Regions from separate parts of the Homo sapiens genome. Here region 2 is linked to region 1. A link is a contact called in ENCODE Hi-C or POLR2A ChIA-PET data. All regions are on one chromosome and are shown on one strand. The core of a region is the stretch at or near the end of the contact, and the rest is flanking DNA. Distances in the headings are between cores, read along the strand shown. Region 1 has its middle 52 kb from the start of LNX1-AS2. Region 2 has its middle 210 kb from the start of CHIC2.

Region 1 (2,906 bases), core at 147-2,646:
TTAAGTTTTTTGTAGAGACAGGGTCTCCCTCTGTTGCCCAGGCTGATCTCAAACTCCCGGGCTCAAGTGATCCTCCCACCTTGGCCTTCCAAAGTGCTGGGATTACAGGGCTGAGACACCATCCCGGTCAAGAAACCTTGGTCTTTATGATCTAATCAGGTGTCAAGCAGAGTGGACAGAGGGTGGCTGATGTAGTCTGAGAAAGGGGTTCTTTGTTCATTAATCCAAGAAGGCTGTGATATAGACACAGAGATAGGGTAACAAAATTCAGGGGACTGAAGAACTAGCTGCCCAAGACCTCTCGCCCTCTCTCTTCCCTTTCTCCTCATTTTCCTTCTCCCTCCTGTTGAGAGCTTTGGAGTGTAACAGACCTGTTTTCAAACCCAGGTCCTGCTGCCTGGTAACCTTGGGCAGCTTGCTAAAGCTCTTTGAACCTCAGTTTCTTCACCTGAAACATGGAAATAACAATAGGACTTTTCAGAATTATGAAAATTAAACAAGAGAAGTCAAACCATGTAAAAAGTTTGTTGGGGCCTAGCACATGGGAAGAATTCAGTAAGTGACAGTGATTATTATTATTTCATGAATGGAGCATGACCTGACACAAAGCACCTTGCCAGCTGTGTTCTCTAGCCACTCAGCCACAGTTGGTGTACATTTTTATTAGTCTACAAAATTATTTACTCTAAAAGTCTTATTAATAATAATCCCTGCTCCTCAAAAGCAAAACCCCGTGGGTAGACTGCACTTACTATGTTTTGTACTTCATTCTAGTGATAAAAAAAAGTAAATGGAGGTCAGGAACGGTGGCTCATGTCTGTAATCCATCCTAGCACTTTGGGATGGGGAGGTGAGTGAATCACTTGAGGCCAGGAGTTTGAGACCAGCCTGGCCAGCATGATGAAACTCTGTCTCTACTAAAAATACAAAAATTAGATGGTTATGGTGGCATGCTCCTGTAGCCCTAGCTACTTGGGAGGCTGAGGCACGAAAATCGCTTGAACCCAGGAGGTGGAGGGTTGCAGTGAGCCGAGATCACGCCACTGCACTCCAGCCTGGGCAACAGAGTGAGAGTCTATCTCAAAACAAAACGAACAAACAAAAACAAAACAAACAAAACCCCAAAACAAGAAATAAATGTAAAGTGACTTAAGCTAGACTGATGTATTATATATTGAAGTATTTATGTACCTGTGTTGACATATGCTATATGTTAGTTTGCAGTCCATGATAAGAAATTTACACAATGAAGTTTATCAGAAAACACACCACTAGCTGGGACTCTCATAGCAAATACCTGGGAACTCATAGGCTGTCCTATTCCAGGAGGGAGCGGGATTCCATGTCAGGTGACTTGGATAGTGTCCCAGGTTGGGTAGGTTACCCCAGCACCAGCAGGGCCTCCTTGCCAGATGGCCAGGCAGAGACTGGGAGGTTCCTGCTGGAGGGAGCTCAGAGTATATCTGGAAGGTCGTTATTACCAACCCAGAGAACCAGTTTGGTGAGGTTGGCTCAAAGGGCATATTTAGTCAGAGTAAGGGAGAGATGTGGTAACAGGGAGGAGGAAGTCTGGGTAAGGATTACAAGTAGCACAGTCAAAATGCGCTTCTCAGTTTTCAACAGAGTGAGGGAGAAGTAGTACCTTAGCCCCAGCCCTGAGACCTAACTCCTCAATTCTTGCCAACAGCAGGAGAGTGAGCCCAGGAAATCTCCAGACAGCCAAAAGATGATCCAGGTGATAAGGGCACAGCCAGGCAGTGTCCACGCCAAAAAAGAACAGAAAGTTTGGCTTAACTCTATTTTTGCCTGTGTTTTTCTCCTGGGGCAGGAGTGTAACCTAAAAACACTCCGGGATACACGGTGGCCCTTACACAAATTAAGAATCCAGAGGAAGGGCTCCTTTGGCAAGGGAACTCTCGGGAGGCTGGAGCCATGACAGAGCTCCCCAGGAACATTCTAGAAGACAGGCTAGATTTCCTGGCCTTTGGTCACCAGCCTGGAGTTTGGCAGAGCCCTCTTGTGCAGAGGGTGAATGAAGATATTTGGTCATTGCCTTCCCTGCTGTGGGCTGTTCTCAGCATTAAGTTGTCAGTGTGCACTACCATTGGGGTTACCCAATGGGGTCTATTCCAGAAAAGGGAAGGTGGATTTGCCTACTCAAGCCCAAAGAGCAAGGGCCACTGAAATTGCCTTCTGAGTAATAGGATTGGCAGACATTGAGGCACGTTGCAAAGAACTGTTAATTATAATCTTTACTTTCTCTCTAACCAGCTCAGAAAAGAGCTTTATGGGAGGAATATAGTTTGAATGAGAGGCATTCTGTTCATTCTCCCAAATACTCTGTGGATTGAGATCAGCAGGAACAAGGGGTCTACACTGCATTATCTTGGCCTCTCACATGACCACCTTCCCTGAGTTTAGTTTAGGTGAAGTATGCCACTAGAAAAAAATATCAGGCATGTTGGCATCTGTAGAACCTGTGTCTCAATAAAGATGTTTTGAATGAATATCTGAAACCGTATGAAATACCAGACTCCTGGGCATGCATTGGTGAGGATATTGATTACTATTTCATACTGATTACTATTTCACTCAGAGTTTTCTTATAAAGCTGATATACTCAATTTCTACTCCAAGTCAGATGAGGAAAGCTTGGTACTTATAAAGGAATTGCTTTATTTATTCCTTTCTGAAAAATGAGAATGATGTAATTGGGGATATTTCCCTTTTGCTTTGGTTGCCAGGAAGCTCAGTTGAATCTGATGCCCAACTATACCAGTCATGAAGGCTCTTATGACATCCATACCTGGTTTGTATTTCTATTGGTCTTATCATCCTATTCTCATATTTCCCTTGTTCTTGATTTAAATTCTTGTTTATATTTCCCATGATTTTATGGCAGAGCT
Region 2 (2,906 bases), core at 222-2,721, 210 kb after region 1:
TATAAGTGATCTAGAGATGATTTAACATTTATGGGAGGATGTGCATAGGTTATATGTAAACACTTCGCCATTTTACATAAGGGACATGAGCATTATGGATTTTGGTATCCTCAGAGGTCCTGGAACCAATCTCCTGGTGTTTGTTTGTTAAATATCTGCAGTTTGTTGCACATCATTTATGCCTCAATAAAGCTGTTTTTTTCAAAAAAGTGTGAGTATGCCAGTGAGTATGAGTATGTGCACTGTGCCCATTTATGTGGTCACATTCCAAAATCAGATGTATGATTTAGGTTATTTATCACTTTGCAGTACTTACTCCTCATTTTCACCTTGTTTGCACTGATAATTTAGATTGAGTTAGATATCTGGAGAGAATATCTGTAAGAAAATAGAACAAAATTAGTGTTATAGCAGAAGGTGAAAGCAACGCCATCGCAGCACACCAGCCATGAGGATCCATAAGTTCTGCAGCTGTCCTGCTGAAACTGCCACCACCACCAAACTGCCCACTGTGTGAATTTGGTCTGGTTTCCTGACATGTATTTACCTCCTCTTCCTGCACCCCCAATCCCTGCAAAAATAGGACCGATTAAGATCAAGATATATTTTGGCTTGTTCAATAACTTCTATTTATCTTGAAATAAAGTTCAGCCTTTCTAAATGTTCCGCAAATCTCTGCAAGATCTGACCCCTGCCTTCACTCTTTTCCTGCTTCATGTGTTAGAATCTAGGCGTTTGTTATTTTCTCCCAGTTCCTACAATACACCATGCTTTCTGCAATTCCCTCTGCTTGAAGGTCTGTAGCTCATTCCCTTCCCTCACCAAATTCTCCCTGGCCCCCACCACAGCCTTGTGCCTAGCTGATTGCCCCTCATCTTTTATGTCATTGTCTAGACATCATTTCTTCCAAGAAGCCTTTCCTGACCCTTCCACAGAACTGGGTTGGCTGACCCTTCCCTGGCCTCCCTTAGCAACTACACTACCCATTTCATTGCATTCCCAGCCCTCCACTATAACTGAGTCTGCTTATTGACCTGTATTCGCCACGGGACTATAAACTCCACAGGGGCAGAAACTCACTCTGCATTATTTGCCATTATACCCCCAGGGCCTAGCCCAGAACCTCTAACGCAGCAGCTGTACAATAAACACATGTTGAATGAATGAATCAGTCAGTAAGTGGATCAATCTTACCCTTGTTGCAACATATAATAGTATGATTCTATCATCAGAGTCCCAAACCTCAGATTCTCATTTCCCAATTTTTTAGATGAATGGTATAATACAGTCCAACTACACAGTCTTTCTGAAGTTATCTTCCTCAAACACATAGGTGTGTGTAGCTGGGAGGGCTCCCTGTAATTGACAAAAACAAAGTATAGCCTCATGTTTCCTGCCTGCCTGTGTTGAGTCAACCAGCTAGGGCTATGCTTTACTTTACCATAGATTTTATATCTAAATCATACTTCATCAGACGTTATATCTAAATCATCAGATTCAAAACAATTTAACTGGACCTACACTCAGTCTTGCCAGAAAATCTGCTTCCCGTTTTCATGACAAGTCATGCATGCTCTGGGGCTTTCAGAATCTTGCTTCTATTTTTTTAGTCTCATTGCATAATAAAACACAGATACACATAGTCACACACAAGCTCAACGACACAAATACACATAGTCACACACAAGCTCAACGAGACCCATGTTTTTCACTGTTCTTTTACAAACTGAAATGCAATCTTATCCAGCTGCCAAATGCATATTCTAATAAGATGACAAGAAATTATTTCCCTAATTCAATAATGAATCAGTCTGTGTCAGACAGGACTGTTCACCACAACTCCCTTCCTGGTTGGAAAGCAAAGCTTGTAAGCTGGATGGTTTCAGAGAAACAAATTGCTCCTGGCTGCAAAATGCGATGACTGTGTAGTTGACCAAGAAAAACACAAAAACACCCCTAGGAGATGAATTACTTGAAATTAGGAAGGCTGCATTCCTAGAGCCAGATAGCAGAACTATTTCGCCCCCATAAGACATGATGCTGGAGTTAGTCAGGCATTTCCAGGATTCATGCTTTGTGGGGAAACATGTTGACCCCATTGCAGAAAAGTGTTCTGAGAGGGACACGTTGTAAGCATAACCACTGCATACTGAAGGTTTTGAATAGTATTAAGGGAAGGCTTTCTCCAAAAACTCTGCCACCACTTCAATGACTGGAATTATGGAAAGTTTTATGGCAGTGGGAGATGGCTCAGGAATAGGATTGTAAAAGGACTCTCCACCCAAAACTGTAGATTGGCCACTGACCATATGCTTTACCCTTTCAGTTCTCTGGGTTGTCCAAAACCCAGGAAGATAATCTTCCTTTGTTACTGTACTGCAGGTTGCTCAGCTCTCAAAGCTCATTCTTCGCTCTTTGTATTACTATAGGTACGTACCATCAGTTAGAAGGTGTCAAAGAATGTAGGGAATGACTTGTAGGGAGGGCTGGCATATGAATTAGAGTAATAGTAGATGCTAAAACAGGTAAACTCCAAAGTCCCTGTGGCTTAACACAGTGAAAAATGTTAGAGGCTAACCAGCTGGAGATGGGAGCATAGCAGGAGGCCATATCCAGAGACCCAGACTGATGGGGGCTCTGCCTTCAATATATGGCTTCCAAAGTCACCCTGGGCATGGACATCCAGTCAGCCTATGGATGAACATGGAACATGGAAGACTGTATGTGAGCTTTCTATGGACCTGGACTGGAAGTGGTGTAACCCACTTTTACCCACAAAACTCAAGCACTTGGCTCCACACAGCTGCAAGGAAAGCTAGGCAAGTGGTCTGGCTTTGGGTCCAGGAGGTAGAGGAAACAGGTTTTTGGTGAACATATACCATTCTTGGCCACTGTTCAACACTTTA

The links. A loop is a pair of places that touch in the nucleus more often than their neighbours do. ChIA-PET counts read pairs that join two places held with the same protein, here RNA polymerase II (POLR2A).
Region 2: a map of posterior cingulate gyrus shows a loop between it and region 1 (6-fold over the local background). The contact joins two enhancer-like sites. A Hi-C loop is called at or near these places in 1 of 168 maps with a recorded cell type or tissue (posterior cingulate gyrus). POLR2A ChIA-PET finds 5 or more read pairs at or near these places in 1 of 52 experiments (activated CD8-positive, alpha-beta memory T cell).

Annotation. Positions count from the first base shown.
Region 1 is chr4:53,643,320-53,646,225 of GRCh38, forward strand. It overlaps a transcript of LNX1 not described here. Among named protein-coding and RNA genes, the nearest start is that of LNX1-AS2, 52 kb to the left of the region's middle. Within about 2 kb of position 1,397, at least 9 of the 41 ENCODE cell types and tissues checked have a DNase peak (open chromatin) inside an H3K27ac peak, as active enhancers do.
Region 2 is chr4:53,854,105-53,857,010 of GRCh38, forward strand. No RefSeq gene overlaps it. Among named protein-coding and RNA genes, the nearest start is that of CHIC2, 210 kb to the right of the region's middle. Within about 2 kb of position 1,472, at least 10 of the 41 ENCODE cell types and tissues checked have a DNase peak (open chromatin) inside an H3K27ac peak, as active enhancers do.